Linked DNA regions of Homo sapiens: region 2 is linked to region 1. Evidence: chromatin loops called from intact Hi-C (ENCODE). Cell type or tissue: endothelial cell of umbilical vein. All regions are shown on one strand. Links, peaks and the distances in the headings refer to the core of each region. The heading gives the core; the rest is flanking DNA. Region 1 overlaps PHACTR2 (phosphatase and actin regulator 2). Region 2 has its middle 12 kb from the start of PHACTR2-AS1.

Region 1 (12,038 bases), core at 3,936-6,435:
AATGATCTCTAGGCTCCTTTCCAACTTTAAAAATTCTATGACTTCATATTGCTTTGTGCTGAGTGTATCAGTCTTGTAGGTCACATTAAGACCTATTCTATTACTTGATATTTTATTATGCTAAAAAAAGGACCTGTTCTAAGTGCTTTATCAATACTGCCTCTTTCATCATTACTACAACCCTGCGAAGTAGTTGCTATTAGTATTCCCATTTTATAGATGAGGAAGTTGAGGCTGAGAGACCAAGCAACTAGCAAGATCCCACAGCTGGTAAGCAGGATTTAAACTCAGGGAGTTTACCTCCCAAGTATTCCCTGTACAAAAATGGGGAGGAGGGTAGTGGGTGGGAGTGGATTTTTATTTTAAGATAAGGCAAGAGATAAACCCTAATGAGTAGTAACTCAATTCAACTCCCAGCCACTTATTGGGCTAATCCAAGGAGTTAGGGTAGGTACTGTTTTGCTGTCTAAAACAATGCCCAGTGTCATCACGGTTAATTTCACGCTGGCGGCAGGCAGTGTACTCTATACTTTATACTGACTAAAGTAATTTGATTGTACAGAATCCTTATTTATCATAATATTAATTTTAGAAGTTTGATACTATCAATTTTTAAACTTGTTTTTTTAACAGAGGCAGACATTATTTTTAAACTCCCAGAGGGAAAAGCTACTAAAGACTTCCATCTGCCTGCAAGCACTGACAGAGAATTCCAGAGTTTAAACTTGTGGCCAACAGGCCTGCAGAACGAATATGTTTGTGCAGCTGCATGACATCCTGATTCACTGACATGAACAACATCCCCTAGACTTGCTACAGGATATTTAACAGATTAAATAAAGTCGCTCTTATTTGGGGTTTACAGAAATTCTGATTGAGTAGGCAAAGGGCCACTTTGCTAATGGAAAAATCAATTTTAATGTAAATAAAAGCATTTTACGTTTTGAATGCCACTGTTATCGCTACAAGGGAAGGGTTGTCTCTATGAACAGATAGGATGACTGCTTAGGAATAGCAAGATGTCGCTACAGAGAGGAAAAACGTGACAGGAATCAACCAACAACCTATCTTGTTCCCCGTAGATGTTAGTCATATACAACAACTCCCGGAGTCTGAAGTGGAGCAGGTCATGGTGTGTAGAGTGTGTGCTGTGTTTGTGAAAAGGAAGAAAAAGCTGATATATCCCCAATGGACAATCTGCCAAGTGAAAGAATTTCAACTCATCCATGATAGGATAATGATCACCCTGTTCATGCTGGGAATGTGCGTCAGCACAGAACTTTAGGGGAGAAGCTGGTAGACCTTATATATAATTTGTGAAATAAAATATACTGAAATATCACAGTTCTCCTCTCGCCCCCCCTCCCCACTGCCCCCAATCAATGGAGTCTCGTTCTGTCACCCAGATGGAGTGCAGTGGTGAGATCTCAGCTCACTGCAACCTCCGGCTCCTGGGTCCAAGTGATTCTCTTGCCTCAGCCTCCCGAGTAGCTGGGATTACAGGTGCATGCCACCATGCCTTGCTAATTTCTGTATTTTTAGTAGAGACGCGGTTTCACCATGTTGGCCAGGCCAGTCTCAAACTCCTAAGCTCAAGTGATCCGCCCACCTCAGCCTCCCAAAGTGTTTGGTTTACAGGCATGAGCCACCGCGCCTGGCTGAAATATCACAGTTTTTAAGTAAGGGGCTAAATTTTGTTTCAGACAAAATTATGAAAAAATTCCCATTGAGGATGAATGTAACACAAATATTATTAAAATAACACATTAAATCTAGACCAATATATTTAAGTCGAAAGGCTGGTGGATAAATAAAAGCCCAGAGAATATATATAATGTGACTAACGTTCTCTCTATGTCCAAGAGCCTCCTGGCAGTCATACAGGGTCCCCAAGGCCGGTATCTGTGGAGAGACCGTGGCCACATGTAGTATCCCGGACAATCTCCCCAAGGCAGACATGAAACCTGCAGGCATGTACTATGGAAAACAGGATGCTGGGAGATCCATCCCATGGAGAAGAATTTATGTCAATTAGTCATACGGAGTCCCCAAGGCTCCCAGATTTACGTCCTTATAGCTCAGTTAAGAGATGACTGCAGCAACCCAGGCATCTGAACTTGGAGAGAAGGAGCGAAAAGGGACTGGAAATGATGGATGATCTGAGGGACACTGAGGAGAAAGAAGAGAGGAGTCTGAGGAACTGCCTGAGAACTCCATGGCCTGAACCTCTACAAGGGTATGGCTGGATGTCAAGAAGAGAGAAGATTTGGAGGAGAGACCTTTAGCTTGTATTCAGGCACCATGAACTTCAGGTGCTGGCAGAACATTCAAGGGAAGATGTCCAACGGACAGTCAGAAATGCATTACTGGCACTCTAGCAAGAAGCTGGAGTTGAAGTTATTTGGTGGAGTCTTCTAAACAAAAGCAGCTGTTGAGGACCAGGGGTAAACTCCTAGAGAATGATTACATTTAGGAGCAAGTGGGCTTTGCACAATAAAGAACGTTGAACTCCTTTGGCATTGAGAATGAACAAGTAAAGAAAAAGGTTTTGTTTGCTGTTTGTTTTAAGTTCATAAAGTGTGAAGGACACTCAAGCAGGTTCATGGGCTGAGGAGAAGGAGCCCTGGGTGTCGGGGTGTTGAAGATGCAAGAAAGAAGAAGGGCTGCAGAGCTGCACCAGCCAGGATGTCAGACCAGCCACACGGGGACTGCATGGGGACTGAATTCCTTCAGGTCATAGCGAGATTTGGGGTGGAGAGGGAGAGTCTGAACTTCATCCAGTGAATATGAGGAAATGACCAGGAAGTCAGGAGATGACAGCACCAAAGAAATGTGAAGGAAAACTCAGCAGACGGCACCTACCTCAGATGAGGGCATGCACAAGACTGGACGCAAAATGAGCAGGGAATAGCACTGGGGAGTTGATGCAATGTCAGCGCCCCCTGTGATAGGAGAGGTAAAGGACAACAGAGCCACCATTGAAGAGAATTACCAGGGCAACAGTGTTGCCAAGGAGACCCAGGGTTCGGACAATCCAAGGGAGAGGAGGAAGGAGATATCTGCAAAAATAATGAGGCTGTAGAAAAGTGTGTTCACTGTGGAACGGAAACATTCATGCACAATTAACTGAGCAGCTATTATAGAGGAAGGGCTACAATGGTAAGCAAAAACAGATCAGATCTCTGCCCTTAGGAGGCTTGCAGGCCATGAGAGAGGCTGACATTAGTCAAACAACCATCCACCCAAACGTAGACCTGCAGTGTGTAGTGAGTAGGAAATGTGGGGGACCCCAGAGGCTCACACGGTGGTACTGTGGCATTAGTTCCCACGGCAGACATAGCACAAGATGGCCTCCAAATTATGAGTTAAAATTCAGGGTAAAATTGTTTGAGGGCTACAGAGGTTTAGTCTAGTTTCATAGCATTGCCTAAAAGGTAGAAATATCCTATGCAAATTAAACAGGAAACCATTTAAAAGCCACTGAAAAGCAAAAGATTAACATTCCTTGGTTTGTACACCTAATTCTCTTGAGAGAAACAATTCCACTAGTTGCTTTTTAAAAAAATAATTTTATAATAATGATGCCTTTAGCATTGATTTTATACTTTTTCTAACATAGTTATTGAGGATGCCCCACTTGCGAGATGTTCTATTTTGGTTTCTTTCTTTAAAATGACAGGTGTGTTAAGCAAGCATTCCAGAGAATGAGTTGCTCCAGCAGGATTTGGATAAAACACACACAGAAAGCCTCTGAATCCAATTAGAGCACCATCAAACCAACTAGCTTATTCCAAAATCCTTTTCTAATATAATTTTTATTTAGATTTTCAATACTGGTCTGAAGAAACATTGAACATGTTCTAGAATGATGGGAAAAAGCCCGTAACAGAACCTCAGAATAGCCAGTTGCAATTCACCAATGTTTTCAGAAACCATAAAAATGATTTTTAATTGTTGTTGTTATTAAGTGAGTAGGTTAAAAAAAAGACTACCTCTCTGAGAAGCAAGAAAAAATAATACTTCTCACCACTAGATTAGGAGTCCCATGAGGACAGGGAGCAAGTTGATTTTATTCCTGGTGGTGCCCCTATACTGTACTTAGGCCACAAAAAGGTCCCTAAAAATATTTACAAAAAGAATAAGTCATGGGTAAATGTGGGGCAATAATTTACAAGGCCTAGGCTATGATTTATTTTAGCAGGTCTTTAGATTTTTCACAGAGGAAATTGTTTCCAACAGTGCCTTCCTGTAGAATTCCAAATATTTTGAAAGATAATATAACAAACACTAATGTTTGAAATTGGGAAAATATCAGAGCCAGCAGGAAGGATGATTAACACTCATAAGAATGGTACAGACATTGCTGACACAGTTTTCAGGTAAGCAAACACTTAATTGCTCTTTACAAGGTAATTGAAAGACAATTCATCAAAGACAAATAATTGAAAAACAGCTGGAATAATTTATATGTGAAATTGTCTTTTAAGAAGTTTCTATTTTCACCCGGTGATGAGTGGTGAAAATTAATTTCTTCAAGAGCACTCTCTTTGTTAACATTTCCTTCTTTCTCATCTCAGATTTTTCTTCAGTCTTAACCTTCTTTCTCCTAATTGGGGAAGCCAGAAAAGCAATTTTGTTCCATGGCAAAGAAACAAGAAAATAAGTTACCTAACTAAATTGGAACTAAATCCAAACTGCTTTTGTTTTTTCCATTCTCTTTAGGCATCACACACGAGAATGTGAATCTCTTAGAAAACAGTGGAACAATATAGAAAACTATAAAACCATTTTAATCTGAAATTAAATTCTTTGATAATATAGCATTATGACAGATGTTCAGTTATGTGGCAATATTTTAGGCTTTCAATTAACTAAATATATCGGAACTACAAGGTAGAACTACCTTGCATAATAGCCCAGTGTTGTGGTGGCAAACATCTGACTCTACAATGTAACATGTTCAATGACGAGGAATCATTCTTTAAGACTGGCAGCCAGCAACAAGTTTTTATTCCAATTTAAACAGAACACACCACCTCTCCTATCTCACCTTTCCACTGTGAAGCAAATATCTCCTGTTAGAACAGTACCCTAAGGGGAGCAAACACAAGTGGAGAGAGGGCTGACACTTAGGTATTTCCACACTAAAGCTTCCAGAGAAGAAAATGGTTTGTTTTGTTTAACTCTTTAGCTATGTGTCACCCTGATATGACTTTGCGTATGCTTAAAAAATAGGAAATAGCCATTTAAATATAAACACAGACCTGTGAGTACTGCAAAGGAAAAACATGGGCTTCCAGTGCCAGAAAGATCTGAATGTAATAATCTGTTCCTCCCCATCCTAGCTGGTAACCTTAGGTCTGTAATTCAACCTTTCAGAGTCCCTTCCTCATCTGTAGAATGGGGTAATACAATTCATGATTTGGGTTGTGGCTACTGTTAATAGAGATAATACATGTAAGCAAGTGGAAAAAGGCTGATAAGAGGTTTTGTGGGGAATAAAAATGGAGAGTGGGTTATTTATGATTTGGAGCAATTGGGGCAGCAAAATTTCTTGGAAAAATATTTTCCTGGTCTTCTAGAGGTCTCCAGGAAAACAAAAATGCCCCCTGAAATAAATAAACTCCTGTATACCCACCCAAAACAGTTACCTGCATTCTCCGTTGGTCTCAAGATAATTGCTGGGAGCTGCTAAAACCAACTAAGACTCGAGGGAAATCCCCACTACTCTATAGCAGAAATGCCCTGGATTAAGGAAAGAAACTAAGCAAGAAGGTTGACATCATATACAAGAATGAGAGAGGAGCTAAGAGTTGGACGTGGCTCTATTTCCTACCAGCTGGGAAATTGCGAATTTTTTATTTTTATGCTTGCACCTGCAAAAAATAAAAAATTTTAAAAATCAAACCAACAAACATAAAACTATTTTATAGAAAAGGCCAGTTGCTTACTTGATTAATACAACGCTTAGTAAATCAAGGTGAAACTGATTAGGCGCTATTTAGTCAGATACAAATTGTTGTTCCTTTTGGTTTTTAAAAATCCTGCACCGTATAAGATGTGTTGCTACGGCTGCTAAACACAGGAAGTTGCATTTTACTGTTGTTTCCACATGTGCCTAATGTCACAATCTAAAGAGAAAAGAAAGATCTGTTTTATGATTCCATTAACTTCAGATATTTTAAGTAAAGACCACCTATAAATTCAATGTAGATGACAAAGTCCCAGAGGATTCTTGATTATGAGACTCATGTTATCCACTGGACTGGCTAAGAAATCATTATCAAAGGGCCCTCTGTTTATTCTGCCCTTCCCTTTTAAAGATCTAGCAGGAACCTTATGCTCATTCCCTTTGCCTCTAGGACTGCAGTGCCCAGCAATGAAAATAAACCTGGACTGGCACTGCAAAACCACAAGCAATTAATTAAATCCTTATCAGTTATTTCCACTGTCTATAGTAAGACGCCATTTTTATGCCTTAGGGTATTGAATGTTGAATCTGAAATAGGGTCTTGGATCCAAGTGTTCTGTTCTCAACTTGGAAGAACACCAATATTCTATGACTTTTAACCTTCCTCAGATTGAGTGCTCAGCATATTCTAATCTGCAAGATGCCTTAAAAGTCTACAATGACAGAGTCACAACTAAAGGGTGTAGAGGTTTGGCTAAGAGCTTCTGCATGCCCTGATCCCCATGCCCAATCCATCATAATCTGGATTCGGATCAGGGCCTAAGAGAAGTGAGTCTTGTTTGCAGCCTTTGTAGAATGCTTGTATCTCGCCATCTCAAGGCAATTCCTGGTCCAAGAGATGCCTATAAAATTAAATAATTTCTGAGGTTTAAGGAGAGTTTTAATCATTTTACAAAAGGACCTAGGGTCACTAGATTCTGATGCACCCAATTCTTATTTGTGTGCTTAACCAGCTTGAGGGACCTTTTTCAATAAAATAAGGAATTTTGAACCTAGAGGAGGTGGGTGTGCTGTTGAAGCATTATCTTCACGTTGACAAGATAAGCAGTCCACCAAAACTGACTGCACCAGTTAAAAGTTTCCTGTGAGATTTACGAATTGATAGGAAGACATCATTGGAAGCCTGCTAGGTGGTTTACAATGCATATGGGCTAGAATACAAATGCAGTTAGTCGTAATGAATCATCTTCGAATTACCAACCTGTCTCAATGGGGCTCTGCGTTTTCTGGCAAGAACATTCTTGTTCTGACTTTACTTTGACAGGTGTTTAAACACCATCTTTCTTTAACACGCTTATTCATTTTCTTTCTTATTTTAGCAGCTCTTTGAAAAGAGACATGTCACCCTGCGGATTTCAAACACATCTAAGACAATGAAAGCATACAGAGCCAGCAAAACCAAACACAGAAAAGGAAGACTATATATGTAGTGACATTTGAGAACAAAACATTTCTCCAAATACAGGGCTTCACATTCAGGGCCCTCAAAGAAGATTATAAAACCAGTCAGGTGGCCACATTAGTTACTGACCACACTGGGATTAGGATCTTGATAAGTAGTTTGGGGGTTTCTTTCCTGAACATTACTCGATCAATTTGGTGCTCCAATCACAAGATACTGGTATTGATTTCTTACACAATGGCAGAAACATAATGTCACATATTCCATTTCTTTCTTTATTTATTTCCTTTTTTCTTCCTTCCTTTCCTTTCCCTCCCTTCCTTCCTTTTTTCCTTCCTCCTTCTACTTCTTCCTCCTTCCTTTCCTCCCTCCCTCCCTCCTTCCTTCCCTCCCCACTCCCTGTCGCAGGCCTTCCTTCCTTCCTTCCTTCCTTCTTTCCTTCCTTCTTCCCTCCCTTCCTTCTTTCCCTCCTTCCTTCTTTTTCTTTAAGATAGGGTCTCACTCTGTCTGTCACCCAGGCTGGAGTGCAGTGGTGTGATCAAGGATCACCACAGGCTTGATCTCCTGGGTTCGGGTGATCCTCCCATCTTGGACTCTTGGGTATCTGGGACTAGAGGTGCACACCACCACACCCACATAATTTTTTCTGTTCTTTGTATAGACGGGTTTCGCCACATTGCCCAGGCTGGTCATGAACACATATTCCATTTTCTAAATTTACCCCATATGCTCTACAGCCTATGCTTTACTTCCTAAGTGTACTGCCTAGTCACACTGGTTAATTTCCATTGCTGAAAATCACCTTCAATGCCTCCTCTTACTCAAGTAATATGAATATGGCACTGTTGAGGTGAGTGGGGAAGAGGCCTTAATTGGTTAAGAAATGAAACTCAAAAATCAGAAAAAAGACAATGGATGCAGTGTGCTTTGGGACATTGCTAATAAGTCCTGGTTTGTACATTGGTTTTAGGGACATTGCTTAAAGTCCTTAAATGGCCTATTTAAAAAATACAGAAAAAAGGGGCTGGGCACGGTGGCTCATGCCTGTAATCCCAGCACTTTGGGAGGCCAAGGCAGGTGGATCACCTGAGGTCAGGATTTCGAGACCAGCCTGGCCAACAGGGCGAAACCCCGTCTCTACTAAAAATACAAAAATTAGCCAGGTGTGGTGGTGCGTGCCTGTAGTCCCAGCTACTTGGGAGGCTGAGGCAGGAGAACCGCTGGAACCTGGGAAGTGGAGGTTGCAGTGAGCCAAGATCACACCACTGCACTCCAGCCTGGGTGATGGAGTAAGACTCCGTCTCAAAAAAATAAAAACAAAACAAAAACAAAAAAAGGACACTACTATGGGCTGAATTGTGTCCCTCAAAATTCATACGTTAAAGTCTTAACTCCCAGTACCTCAACATGGGACCATATTTGAATACAGGTCCTTTAAAAAAGTAAAATTAAGGTAAAATGAGGTCATATGGGTGGGCCCTACTCCAATGGGGTTCTTATAAGAGGAAAATATTTGAGCACAGATGTGTGTGGGCACAGAGGATGGACCATATGAGGACACAGAGGGAAGGCAGACATCTACAAGTTAAAGACAGAGGCTCTGAGCAGAAGCTAACCCTGCTGACACCTTGATCTTAGACCTCTAGCCTCCAGAACAGTGAGGAAATACATTTCTGTTGTTGCAGCCACTCAGTCTGTGGTATGGTGTTACGACAGCCTTAGCAGACGAATACTGTACAGACATTTACTATTATCTGCAAAGTTATTTATTAACATGTCGAAGGTAAAGTGAAAATGTCACACAGCTTTCAACCTCACCTCCACCTCAGCCCACTTGAAAGAAGGAAAAAGAAAAGTTCTTTGAAGGATTTTGCTATGATTACTTTATAATGGCTTCCTAAATTAAAACATTCTTGTTTGGAAAATGAGGTATACGTGTGTTCTGACATTCTGTGGTTGGATGACTGAAGGGGATTCAGTTTTTTAAAAGTGTACAGTTCTAAATTCTTCTAAAAATCTCATGTTTGATTTTATTCTTTTCATGTTTTCTTTAAAAAATTGGCAGTCAAGTACTTTCCAAGCGACAGAACATTAGATGTATACAATTCTGGTTTAGAGGCCTTTAGGAAAATGAAACAGCGCAGTCAGGCCAACAGGAACCCACGGCATGAGCTCAGTTAACTTGTTCTGGTTTATTCCAAGTTTCCATTCTCACCCGGCTCTTTCATAAACAGGTTGGCAGGTCAACACAAGCTAACTTTACAGATGCAGAAGAAATTTTGAAAAACACAAAATCCCTTTATAATAGATGAAATTGATCAGTGCAATCCTGAATCATCCCTTTAGACTGCCCTCCCCAGTCCTGTGAGCCACCCAGCTGTTGTCAGAAACATCTTTATACAAGAAGGAAGGTCAGAGGGAATGCTCAGCACACCCTGAAACACCTTAGGCAACGAACAGTGGCCTTCCATAGGGAGGCTGAAAAATTCTTTAGAAAAAGCTTTTAAGAGACCCCAATTAAGACTGAATGGAATTTACTTCACAGTGGGCAATGGGCTGCAAATAGGCACACAATTGAAAGGAAAGGATGCCTGAAGTACAAACAGAGGCGAAAATAAAAAGCCAAACATTATCCAAGACAGAATGCATGAACAGAAGTCTTAAATAAATGATTGCTTCCTTTTGGAATTTTCAGAATTTGCCGCCTACAGTTCTAAAAGGGAAAAGGGCTCAGCCTCCTTTTCAGAAATGTATTTTACAAAAATCTTTCTTATAGTTCTTCCTTCTCATTATTAAACAGCTATTTTCATCTAGTGCCCTGTTCTTTGACTTTGGTTTTGGGTTAAGTAATTAGTATGCAGCAACCCCAGATGAAGTTCACAGAGGTCTTCTTGAAAAGGCAACGAGTTGAAATTCTGTGGTCTTTTCCTAAACAGTAATTGGCATTCTGCTGATAACTTCCTTGCCTTCGAATGTAACTATATATTTACTTCAAACCTAGTTGTTGTGGGAAATGCATCATTTTGCTGCTTATAATATTAACAAAATGTACATAAAAGCAAACAGGTTTCTGGCAATAATATTCCATCAGAATCTCAACATTCTACTTGACAATAGGAATATTTGCTCATGAACAGTAAATATGAATGACCCAATTCATCCCGGCATTTGTGTACAGAACATCTGAGTCTCTGAACTGGATATTTTGTAACTTTTGCCTCAAGTAAAGAGAAAGACACACATAAAGATTCAAATGAGAATTTTTTTTTTTTAATTTAAATACAGAAGGTCCCTGACTTACCATGGTTTGACTTACTATTTTTGTTTACTTTATGATGGGCTTATCAAGATGTAATCCCATCATAAGTTGAGGACCATCTGTACAGTACCACTAACCTATAATTTGTTTTCCAGAAGATGTTTCTCACCTTAGGAATCCTCTGGAATGTTTGTTGAGAACACAGACTCTGAGACCCCTCTCCAAAAGACTTTGATTTTGCTGACCTATAATATGGGACCCAGCAATCAGTATTTTGCACACTAGGTGAGTTTCACAATTGGGCACTTTTGTGAAATATCAATGGTAGTTTGTAATACCCCCAGGATCCTATCAGAACGAGCATCCCATAAAGATGACGCATCCCTAAAATAAAAACACAGAAAAATACAGGAATACCACAATTATTCAATGTAGATCTTAAATGTGAGTCTTCTTAAAAAATGCCAGCACATTATTATCACAGTAAACACATTTTTAAATTAGTCTATGTACCACAAAACTTTTAAACGTCCATAAAATATTTTTTAGACCATTGCAACAAGCCAGGTCAAAGTTGAGATCTTGTGTGACCATCACCCAAGAAAGTCTTTTGAAATCAGTTAAAAGCTATCTGCTAAAGAGAAAAACTAAGTCTTCCAGATAAAAGGAAAACGTTCATCCTGATTAATTGGGAGGGATGGCAGTGTTTGTGCATACTGCAGCAAGTCTGCTTTGCTACCTTATGTCCCAGCCAAGCTCTCGACCAAGCATGAAGCCAGAATAAAGCCACGTTCTAATACAAAGACTCAAAAACCATACACCCCGTGAGCTTTTCTCAAGAAGCACCCTGTGTGCTCTGCCAAAATAAGGAAATAGACCCAGAAAAAAAAAGGGGGCATGGGATCCAGCAATCTGAAGATTCAATGCAAGAGGAAAGTGGAAGGAATCCCCCTGGTGTGATGAAGAGAGATCCCAAGACAACAGCTGGACAGTGGGCTCAGAGAAAATCCAGTCCACATGGGAAGAGGACAAAGGCTATGTATGAAGCTCTTAAAGATGAACCTGTAAGAATAACTCGAGTATTTGAACATATTGAGAAGCGATTCGTTAAATACATAACAAGAGAAAGTGTGGGGATGGTATGTAGGACACTTAGCAAGCTAACAAAAACACCAGTAGGAAAAACAAAAGGTATGCAGGAGAGAAAAAGAAATCGTGGTTTACCACAAGCCTTAGCTATCGTTGGCATTTCTGCTATTACATGGATGACTGATAAAATCAAAAACACAATATAAGAATGTTGGGGCTGGGCACAGTGGCTCACACGGGTAATCCCAGCATTTTGGGAGCTGAGGTGGGTGTATCACCTGAGTTCAGAAGTTCAAGACCAGATTGCCAAGACCAGC
Region 2 (12,038 bases), core at 6,355-8,854, 120 kb after region 1:
TAGAAATAAATCCAAGAAGTTTTTATGTTCTATTTTCACACTGAAAATCAGGAAACTTGCTTCAGCCTCAAAGAGCGTGTTTATGTAAAATTAAATGAACACTGGTAGTGAGCTGTACCTTTTTTTTCTAAACAGGAAAAGGGTTAATCTAATCTTATATGAGGAGCTAACAGGCTTTCGACACAATTAATCCATTATAGTTCACTGCCACAAACCATTTCATGTTACTGAGAGGTAAGTTAGAAACAACATCAGATTGTCTTTATTAATATAAAACTTTGGACAACATAATGAGGTAGGAGGCGGGACTCGACTTCAAAGGCTGGGGCTCGAACACTGGACCAGATTGAGGACTAGTTAAAATAGGGCAGGGCAGAAGCAGTTTTCAATTAGACACTCCCACCAGGGTGCCATGTCAGTTTACCAGTACCATGGCAACACCTGGGAGTTACCGCCCCTTTTCATGGCAGTGACCCAATGACCCTGGAGTTCTTATCTCTTCCCTAGAAATTTCTGCATAAACCGCCTTTTAATCTTCATGCAATTAAAACTGGGTATAAATATGACTGCAAAACTGCCCTGGGCTGCCACTTTGCCTACTGGGTAGCCTGCTCTGCAGCAGCAGTCACGGAGCTGAAACACTGCCTCTTCAATAACGCTGTTCTCTTCTGCCTTGGGGTTGCCTTTAAGTTCTTTCCTGGGCAAAGCCAAGAACCCTTGTGGGCTAAGCTCCACTTTGGGACTTGCCTGCTCTGCATCAATAATTTATCTCATATCAGCCTTTGATTCCATGGACAAAAATAATTTGTGGATTTATCTATATGATTTCACATAGATACTCTGTAAATGTTACTTGAATGTTGGTATCATCTTTCATTGCCAAAAAGTAAAGTGTGATGGTTTCGTAGAAAAATAAGATAAACAGTCAAATGCTGTACAGCAGGACTATTAGTTACAACCCTCTCTCTCCTTCTCTCTCTCTTTTTCTACACTTGCAGCCAAGTAATTTGATTTAACATTTAGAATAATTATCATGTCTTTCCACGATGGCAAATAGATGATCGTCTGTCTTCATGCAGTTGATGTGGACCAGGAGTGGTAATTAGCTGAACTTCCTAGCTAATTACCACCAGAAAAAAAATAACAATAACAAAAATCTCAATTGCTAAGATAAAAACTTCTCTTCCATTTAATATGATGCATAAGGCCAGGGTCTCATCCAAGCACATGATAATGTGTTTCCAAAGTTTATGGATTGTTTCAAAGAAGAAAAATAATGTGTCCCTGCCATGAAGTGCTAGCGGCCCCAGCTTAAAATCCCCTGCTGCTGGGCTCATCCACTTCCCGTTTAAACATTCAGCGCTACATTAATTCCCTAGCCAAATCTAATTTGAAACAGAAATTACCTAAGAAGTCTTATTCTCCCACATCATTTTGAGGAGCTGGGGGACAAAATTGCTCACAGAGTTCATTCGCACACAGGTATTTTTTGAGCACCTATCAGGTGCCACGCCTGGTGATAAGCAGGGAGGGTCTCTGCCTTCATGGAGCTTGCTTTCTGGTCCCAATTAGTCTTTTTCAGAACACAGTGTTCCCAAGATGACACCATCAGACTCCAGTATGTTCCCTGAGCTACAGGGCCACAGTATGGCCTCCTGCTTGGTATGCGGCACTGGCAGCTCTTGTTTCTGAATCCAGTTCCTTACTCCTGAAGCCCTAGGTTAACTGCAAACCTGGTTTCCTAGTTCCAATGTGTTGTTCTTGTGCTGCCTGGAATCTCAGCTTCTATTTTAACTGAGATTTGGCCCTGGCCAAGTCATTCTTTCCCTGAAGACTGGAATTCTGCTTCCAGCCTCTTCCTGGTAGCTGGAATCTTGCTCCAATGGACAGACCTGCTTCCTGACAGTGACTTCTTAGCTGGGTTTCCAACACCTTCTCTACCTCAAATTCCCTTCCTCCATATTCTTGCTGCCTCATGGTGCAGATGCAGTCTCTACCCCACTAAGCCCCCACTCTCTGTCCCTGTAGCCTGCTAGACTCTTCCACTGGTCCCCCTTGGTGTACGGGTCTACTGCCAGGCCTTGGTCCTGCCCGTCAACAACTCCATAATTGCTGCTTAAATAGTCATGTGTCCCCCAACAACTTGAGTTATGACAGCCAAGCCTATAGAAGGTATGACAGCCAAGCCTATAGCTTTTTTTTTTTTTTTTTAATCTGGGTAGGACCAGCCAGGGTCTTGGGGTTTAGAGGAGAATGCCAGCATCAGGGAAACTCTTCTCTCCCTCCCCTGCTTCCTAGCCTTATGTTCTTCTCCTCCCTGGTGCCCGAGTCCTAATCTTTATTACCTGCCCATTACTTGGGTCCCAAAGAAGGAAACTTCTGACCCGAACTCAGCCACTCCTTCTAACCCTATACTTGTCCCTCCTCATGACAGCAGTGGCTAAAATGATTACCCAGAGCCTGACACTCACTGGGCCAAGTTTTGTGTGTGAAGAGGTCACTGCACTGATAGACAATACACATTTGCTCATTTCCTACAAACAAGTAGTAGAACTTGACCAACATTTGTTGAATAGTTACATCAAATCCTATACATCAGGCTTGAGTTTGGACCTTCTGAGGTCTTCTAGGCTGAATGACAATGTACCTTAGGCTCTCCAGGGAATGCCATCAGTAAAGGCAGCCTGTTCTGATGTCATGACTATAGGGAATGTGATGCCTTATTTGAATTAGGCGCTGTTTGTTCCACTCTTTATCTTTTTTCCTCCAGAACTGAGGCTAGTTGATCTTCCCTTGAAAGTTCAGTCCCCCTGAGTAGCTAAGCCCAATCCTGTCTGTACAGTGGAGGGACTCAGGATGCCTCATCCAACACTCGGAGACGCAAAATGAAGTCTCTAGTCCATTGATCTCTGTTCATATTCAAGTCTCCAGTTTTCTGGTCCCAGTCCATGACGGGCCTCCAAAAGTACAACCACAGCCCCAAGAAGTGGTTCTAGTCAAGAGTTAACATCTTTAGCATGATGCAGGGTAAAAAGAATGTATCTCACAGGAGGTGGTGATGGGTCACAGCTGTTTGGCACAGCACAGTAGTGGAACATCCTGGCTTAGGAGGTATTAACAGCTAACAGGCAGACAGGGATATAGGCAACTTCAGGAAGATAGCCTGCCAGTGGGTAAAAGAGCCTCAACCACCATTTGTAAATCCATTGTTTTATCAAACTTTTATTATGAATATCCTGAGTGCTAGACACAGTGCTAGGAAGAAAAAGTGTAGAGATAAATAAGACACCGTCCCAGCACTCTAGACCTCTCAGAATTCTGGAAGTCCTCCTTTGAATGAATTCTGGTTATGCTAGGTCCCTCTCTGGGTATGATGCCTGGCACCTATTATAGTAGTCCAGGTATTTTCCAAACAATGAATCAACCAATCAACAAATGATAGTCTGGCATCTAGCATGTAGTGAGCAAATGTATTTCCACACCAATGTCCAAAGTCTTTGGGTGTATAACTGGCAAAATCAAGCTATCAGTTCTGGGAAAATTACAGTATTAGGCACATAATATCTACAGTCTCTACTTTAGCCCTCGCTCTCTCCATACTAACACACTGCCTTCCAGGCAAGACAAAGGTGTTGTACAGCTCTGTTGCTGCACCATTCAACAGTATTTGTATTCTATACACCCTTTTTCAAATTCTTGTCAGACTCTCTGCTTTTGTGATTAAGTACAAAAATATCATTGTGTCACTCAGCAACTTTAGGATAAACTTTGAGAGAGGATAAACCAATTTTTTACCAATCATAAAAGTGAGAAAGGGATCATATTGTCATTGTAAACGGTTCTGGGCAACAATCTGAGGACTGCTGCTAGCATGTGTTTCTGTAACCCATTCTCACATGGTATAAGTGCTTTCATTCACTAAATCATGGTTTAGTAAAAGGGACTCAATCTTCTGGGTTCCCAGAAATGGACGGATTGTGGAGGAATGCTCTTTATCACTACCGTGGCCATGGTGAATTCACAGATACCAAATCCTGGCTATTATGGCAAGAATGGTCGCCCCATCATTATATTCAAAGACAAGAATAGAAATTTAACTAAATTCTAAATTCTCTGAGAAGTCTTCATATCCAAAATAGAAAGACTCATTATGATGTTTCTAATTAAAGTATGTGAATGGTGATTGCATGTTTTAAGTGCTTCAGAGTTTGAAATTAAATTCTATTTGTGAAAGCTATTATTTATATATTTTTATACCTAAAATCTCTGTAGCCTTTTTTCTTTCAATACAACTGAATCCCTCAATAAAATCTTGGCAGAGCCATCAATTTTCTTATGCCCTTTTTCTGCTGCCAAATACATCACGTACCTACTTAAACAGAATGCTAGAAGAATGAAATAGTTTTGTTTAGCTAAATAATTTGGAGAGCTAAATACAGCCACATTTAGAAAGCATTTTCTTATCTTGCTCTTATTCTTTAATATTATATTGTAAACAAATTCCCATGTCATTAAAACTGTTTACAAATATGAATAATACCCTGTAATTTCTATCGTTTGTTTATTCATTTCCCTTTTCTTAGATATGAAGGTTGTTCCCAAGTTTTTTTTTTAATGTTATAAATGACACTATTTGAATATCATTATAAATCCATACCTGATCATTCCTCAGGAAAAAAGTTGCAGGAATAAAATTGCTAAATAAAAATGAATGACAGTTTTTAAGCTTCATAACTAAACAACCAAACTGTTTCCAGGTACCTGTCACTGGGTCAAATCACCTGCTTCCTGTCTTCCTGGTATCCTGCTTGTCTCTGGTAATTTAGAATCTAATTTTTCTACTATCTTATTTTCCTTCTGACTCACTCTCCTAGTGGCGTGTTTCCTAGGGTATTTTGTAATTTTGACTTCTGAACTCATGTTTAGTTGAGCAATGTATGGGAATTGCAGGAAACCTGGGCTGAGATTCTATTTCCAAAACGATTTGCTCTGAATTGTGCTGGGTGCCCCACAGTTCTCCAACTAGAACCACTTTCAATTATTAGTTTGGCTTGGCATTTACAGACCTAAACAGGTGGTATAAATTCTAGTGCCAAATCTATGTGAGGGTGTGGACTATGGTTATGAATTTTTATGAGAGTGATAGGTCTTTTTTTCTAGCTTTTCCTCATATTGACGGTACAGCCTTTTGTCCAGGGTTTATGTGACTCACTTAGGCATTAAGACCCAAGGCCTTCATGCCAATGCCCAGGATTCTGCCTTTTGCCATCCCCATGTATAACTGCAAAAAATAGACTGGGTTCATCTAAGTCTAGGCAAGGGCAGGATAACTTTCTTTCCTTTTTGAGGGGTGGGGAGGGGAACAGGGTTCTCACTCTGTCACCCAGGCTGGAGTGCAGTGGCGTGATCATGGCTCACTGCAGCCTCGACTTTCCCAGGCTCAGGTGATCCTCCTGCCTCACCCTCCTGACTAGCTGGGATTACAGGCACCCACCACCATGTCCAGCTAATGTTCGTATTTTTTGGTAGAGACAGGGTTTCATCATGTTGCCCAGCCTGGTCTCAAACTCCTGGACTTGAGTGATCCGTATTTGTCATGCAGCAATAGATAATTAATACACATATCCATTCATCCTTCCCGCCATTCCTCCTGTTTCAGTGGAAAAAGAGCTTCTTCTCCAGGCCACCGTCTGCAGAAAAGGTCCCTTCTCTCCTTCCCAGGTCTCACTGAGTAACCCCCAAACAAGCGCCCTCTCCGAGATCATGCCTGACTGGTGGGTTCCTTGTGCTCTTCCAGCACATCTGTCAGCTCACCTCCTTCCTTGTCTTGACCTCCCAAAGTGCTGGGATTACAGGCATGAACCACTGCGCCCGGTCAGGAGGATAACTTGATACAGTCATCTACATACCTCCCGGTCAATTACAGACATCTACAGAGTCTATGCCATAGTCAAAGGAGCAGAAACCAGGTAACCCTCATCCCCTGTCCACACGGAGACTTGAGAACAAGGGTAAAGTTCTAGAATATTGAGCCAAGCCCTGAGGTTGGCCTTGCCTTCAGTGTCTGCTTATCACTCTGGTGTCCAACTCCCTCTGGTTTTGGCCCTGAGGGATTTCCCACACTTTTCCAAAATGTTGGCTAGACATTTAAAGAATATATCTGTTTTTGAGCTCCTGATGTGTAGGTGTTCTGTAATGGAAGACTTTTATAGGATATCTGGTCTGCTGTGTTGCCAGAAATGGTCCCTTCTGTAATTTCAACACCTGGTGTCACTCTCTCTCCCACCCTAGAAGTTTTAGCACCCACCTCCCAGTTTACCTCCACCCTGGTTCCCTCAGCATTCTGGGTCACTTCATTTGTGTAGGTGACCCATCCAAAACCTAAGTCTCTTAATTATCTCACCTTCTTGTCTTCAGAGACATTTATCTTCACGTTCCTTCAGCCACCCACACTATGGAGGCCAGGACTAAGTGGCTCCCTTCTTTTATTTTTTATTGTTTTATTTTATTTTATTTTTTGAGACGGAGTCTTGCTCTGTCACCCAGGCTGGAGTACAGTGGCATGATCTCAGTTCACTGCAACCTCTGCCTCCCGGGTTCAAGCAATTCTCCTGCCTCAGCCTCCCAAGTAGCTGGGATTACAGGTGTGTGCCACCACGCCCAGCTAATTGTTTGTATTTTTTGTTTTGTTTTGTTTTGTTTTGTTTGAGACGGAGTCTCGCTCTGTCGCCCAGGCTGGAGTGCAGTGGCACGATCTCGGCTCACTGCAAGCCCCGCCTCCTGGGTTCACGCCATTCTCCTGCCTCAGCCTCCAGAGTAGCTGGGACTACAGGCGCCCGCCACCAAGCCGGGCTAATTTTTTGTATTTTTAGTAGAGACGGGGTTTCACCGTGTTGGCCAAGATGGTCTCGATTTCCTGACCTCGTGATCTGCCTGCCTTGGCCTCCCAAAGTGCTGGGATTACAGGAGTGAGCCACTGCGCCCGGCCCCAAGTTGACTCCCTTCTAAAGGGATGGGATATCACTTTTGAGACGAAGCTATAGAAAGATCATGACTCCCATCTTGCTATCCCTCTCTTGATTTTCTTTCTGGCTCATGCTGAGAGAAGACAGTGGTCATGTTGTGAGCTGCCCTATGGAGAGGCCCACGTGGCAAGAAACTGAGGGTGGCCTGCAAAACAACAGCCCATGGGGAACTAAGGTCCCCAGTCCCACAGCTCACAGAAAACAGAACCCTGCCAACAACTACGTGAGTCAGCTTGGACGCAGCTCCTCCCGGCAGAGCCAGGAGATGACTGCAGCCCTGGCGCATACCTTGATTGCAATCTGGGAGAGATCCTGAGCCAGAGGGCCCAGCTAAATGTGCCTGGATTCCTGACTCACAGAAACAATAAATGTATTTCCTAAGCAGCTACACTGTAGGGTAGTTTTTCATACAGCAATAGATAATGAATACACACCCACTCATTCTTCCCGCTGATCGTCTCGGTGCAGTGGAAAAGGGTCTTCTCCTCCAGGCCACCATCTGCAGAAGAGGCCCCTTCCGCTCACCTTCCCAGGTCTCACTGAGTGACCCCCAAAGAAGTGCCTTCTCTGAGATGGTGCCTTATTGGGGGGGTTCCTTGGGCTCTTTCATCACAGCTGTCCGCTCGCCTCTTTCCTTGTCTCTCTTATATATGAAAATCTACTTAAAAACTACACACATAATAGGGCAATTTGCTAAAATGGGCATTTTTGCTGGTTTGGGGGATGTTTTGTTGTTGTTGTTGTTTTGTTTTCTACTAAAGACTCATCCTCCCTGCAAAGCAAAATGTTTTCCTTCCTTCAACCAGGACCTCTCTTGGCCCATAAGTCTCCTTTATGCAAATTTTTTGACAATAAAAATAGTATTTTATTTCCCCCACACTTTCCCTCCTCCAACAACCCCCAGTACACCTTTCCCTTCTTGTTCACACAGCTATGTTACAATAAGAAAAAAATAAGTTTTGGAGCAGGTCACAGTGGCTCATGCCTGTAATCCCAGCACTTTGGGAGGCCAAGGTGGGGGGATCACTTGAGCCCAGGAGTTCAAGACCGTCCTGGGCAACATGGCAAAACCCTATCTCTACAAAAAACACAAAAATTAGCCAGGTGTGGTGGCATGCACCTGTAGTCCCAGCTACTCAAGAGGCTGAGGCAGGAGGATGGCTTGAACCCGGGAGACGGAGGTTGCAGTGAGCTGTGATCACGCCACTGCACTCCAGCCTGGGTGCCAGAACAAGATCCTGTCTCAACAACAAAAAAAAAAGTTTTGGGGGCAGGATTATGAGGGTAGAGGGGATATGGGTAAAAACACAAATCACAATAGGCATTTTTGAAAATACGTTATTCCACTTGGTCATCGTCTTCTCCCTCATCTTTGAGCTGCTTTCACTTCTGACTCCTTTCTTCTTCACCAAGGTCTTCTTCATCTTCTTCATCATCTACCTCTCCATTGTTATAATCGTCTTCATCCTCCTCTTCTGCACTCATGTCCTCCTCTTCTCCTTCCTCCTCCTCCTCCTCCTCATCCTCTCCTCATTGTCCAGGCCCTCCACGTAGCCCTCAGCATCCAAGTCAACAGCAAATTTTTTTAAAAGGTCCTTTTCCTCCTTTTCTTGTTGGCAGGAGTGATTTTGTACCCAGCTTGGCAAGCAGGGTATGGGCTGCATTTCGGCCCCATTCTTCCCCACAGTCAATGCTCTTGAGCAGTGAACAACCTACACATCCTTCCATGGCTACCATGCTCAACCTTTCTTATGGGGAAAGCCTAATGCCACGTATCTATTCTCTTGACTTCTGGCCTCCCCTGCCTCCCTGAGGAAAGTTAAGGGCCAAGAAGAGTTGAATCAAACTAGATCATCCTAGAAGGGGAAACATGGAGGATGAGGCATTGCACTGACAAAGGGGAACTGCTAAATCTGGCTATGACTTCCCCATCCTGGACCGTGAGGATGGAGGTCTGGGGACCCCTCTCCAGCTCTCATGGAGCCCTGCACTTGACTGCAATGGTTCCTTTGTGAAGGAACAACAGTAAATGAAGCTCCTTCCCTCTTTGCATTTGGACTATGGCTGATTTAATCCATGAGAGGGAAAGGGAGGGGCCTAGTAAGCAAGTTGACTGTGGAATTCTCACAGGTGTTGGCAAACGAACGGGGGATAGAGTGTCTTGGACCAGATTTAGACAAATCTAGAAAAATAAATAATGAGAACTTACCTGCACAGTACATGCTACTATAACATTATATTGATAGTCATATTTCTCTTACCATACCTCTCGCTTTCCCTTGGTTTTGGTTGCACTTCTTGAACCTTTGCTGAAGCTCTTATTTCATATGTAAGCTACCTAAACAGGTGCTTCTAGGCTCTCCTTGCATCTCTCCTCTCTCACTTTTTTTTTTTCCATCGACGATATGGTTACCAGGTTAATCTCTTTAAATGGTTTTCAGGATCTCACACTGGTACCCAAACATTTTCAACTGTTATCTACTGTTTAGAGGCTGTAGTTCAAATGTCTGAGTTTTGTGATTCAAAGCCTTGCACAATAGGGTTCCGATATATCAATTTGGTCTCATCTCCTCTTCTAGCTTGTAATTCCAGCGAAACTGAAAACTCACACGGGGCATTCTCATCTCAATGCCTCTGCTCATCACATTTCTCCTGGTTGGAGTTTTTTTCACACCTTTTTTTGCTAAGTCAAAATCTTACATAATCTTTAATACTATTTAATGTTTCCCTTCTCACAAAGCCTCTCCTGACCTTTTTAACTGCTAGGGTCCTTCTCTCATCTTCTCTACTGTTATCTGGGATCATAATTTTATTTCCCTATGTTAGGTGATATTTTATTTTAAAATACTGATGACCTTGACTGTGAGTGCCCAAGGGCAGGGACCAAGTTGGCTACTTTTATGTGTCTTTTTTGTTGCCTGGCACAGGGTTTTGGACACAGAGCATGCTAAAATACAATTTTAAAAGACTGAATCTTCCCTCTACCAGAAGATCCACTGCAGCAAAATTCTTGGTGTTCTTAAAATATAACTTAAAATTGAAAAATGTTTTTTACATTTCATTCAACTTCTCAAAAGAAGTTCATCTAATTATAAGGGTAAATAACAACCCCCAAAATATATTTTATACAAATTAAAGCACATAAATATATAATCTGATATAGTAGTTTGTTGCTTTTTGTGTATGTTAGCATAGAGTTTTAAGTAGTATATACCTATAATACAAGCAGTGTCAGAAAATTTAGACTTCTTCAAATAATTTTTTTTTTTTTTTTTTTTTTTTTTTTTTTTTGAGACAGAGTCTCACTCTGTCACCCAGGCTGGAGTGTAGTGGTACGAGTTCGGCTCACTGCAACCTCGGCCTCCTGGGTTCAAGTGATTCTCATGCTTCAACCTACCGAGTAGCTGAGACTACAAGTGTGTGCCACCACACCCGGTTAATTTTGTATTTTTAGTAGAGATGGGGTTTTGCCATGTTGGCCAGGCTGGTCTCGAACTCCTGACCTCAAGTGATCCACCCACCTCTGCCTCCCAAAGTGCCAGGATTACAGGCCTGAGCCACCGCTCCCAGCCCCTCTTCAAACAATTTTTAAGTTAACTTTAAAAACCACAAATATTCCCTCTTTCAACTTCTGTTTTAAAACTGAAAAGCTAAATGTTAGAAATAAACTTTTCCCTTGAAGCCATTTACGTAGTCATGAACACTATGCTTAAAGTAAATAAATGTAAAATCTGTTAAACTTTTTGTTTTCTTGTATTTTAAGCACAGCTTCTTTTTGAATTAATGCAATTCAGCAAACTTGCTTTTTCAGGAACAGAAAATCACCCCACGACTTGTAAAATACGTAATCTAGAAAATGCGTGAGAAGAGAGACCTTCCAAAGCTATGTCATGAGAGCGGAGTGTTATACAGCAGCATCTCTTCCAGTTTGTCCCCTGGGTGTTATATAACTCAAAGGTAATTAAAGGATTCAGGCTTGGATCGCAAATTCTAGCACACAAAGAGTAATCTAATGTGAAGACACCAAGCTTGCAGATGCTCCAAGTTTCCAGCCAAGATAAAGAAAAACCCTTTGGATATGCAGATTATAACATCTATGTTAGTTCTGTTGGACATCAATTTAGAAAAGATTCAATTTAGTCAAGGACATTGGCTTTGTCTGATATATCTCATTCCAGAAATGTGATTATGCTCTATTGGCTGAAAACAGCAACTCTTAAAAAGTTTCTAAAAAACTTCAAAAATATTTGTTCGAAGAACTGGAACATAGACTTTTTTTTTCTAAATTGAAAACAAATGTCCACTTAGAAAGACTTAATGTACTTAAGAATCAATTGTACTCTGCAAACAATTTACCCCAATAGGGACTGGATTTTTACTTAACAAAACGGTTCAATAAAGGTTTTAAAATGATTGGAAGATAAATAAACATTAAATAGTTAAAAACAAAAAGTAATTTATCTCATATTGCTTCTCAAGGACTTTAGTACTTCACGAGAGAGAACTATTCAAACAATACATTTATAGGTACATCTGTCTTTTCAATGGAAGCTATTAAGCACCAACATCAAGTCTCTGGTGTCTTACCAGTATTACATTGGCTGATCAGTATGACCACTGCACCATCTAGTGTCCACACGGTAAAACAGCAGCTAGGGAGCGCTTTTTCTCCAAGTCCATCTTTCTGAAAGCCATCCTCTAAACTGGCGTTTTGATAGTTCATCATCAAGAATATAAAGGACAGATCATTCATATAAAGACTAAGTCACATTATAACATTTCCAGGTGTGCTAGAAAATTAAGACATGGTGCTTATAAAAAAGTACACAAATTATGTAAAACGATGTTTAAAACCTAAAGATAGGAATATGGTAAGTTATTTTTAAAAGACTTTTTGTAAAAGAGAAAGCTATCTCATCGAACTATGAACCACGGATAGAAATCATGATGTTCAAAGACTATGTATAAACAATATGGAGAAATTAATTCGTAGATGTAAAGTAAAACATTAAA

The links. A loop is a pair of places that touch in the nucleus more often than their neighbours do. Peaks named below come from ENCODE experiments on the same cell type or tissue, not always from the same donor. Only the 100,000 strongest peaks of a DNase experiment are listed, where the experiment ranks them.
Region 2: it touches region 1 in a loop (8-fold over the local background); 3 of 110 quality-filtered maps call a loop at or near these places.

Annotation. Positions count from the first base shown.
Region 1 is chr6:143,689,895-143,701,932 of GRCh38, reverse strand. All of the region lies in intron 1 of PHACTR2 (phosphatase and actin regulator 2), which reads right to left. Among named protein-coding and RNA genes, the nearest start is that of PHACTR2, 18 kb to the right of the region's middle. In endothelial cell of umbilical vein, for the core only: no CTCF peak of the experiment used is centred there; DNase peaks (open chromatin) are centred at 4,402, 5,232 and 6,292; H3K27ac peaks cover 2,115 bases.
Region 2 is chr6:143,575,154-143,587,191 of GRCh38, reverse strand. It overlaps a transcript of PHACTR2 not described here. Among named protein-coding and RNA genes, the nearest start is that of PHACTR2-AS1, 12 kb to the right of the region's middle. RefSeq lists a silencer at 11,690-11,739. In endothelial cell of umbilical vein, for the core only: no CTCF peak of the experiment used is centred there; a DNase peak (open chromatin) is centred at 7,321.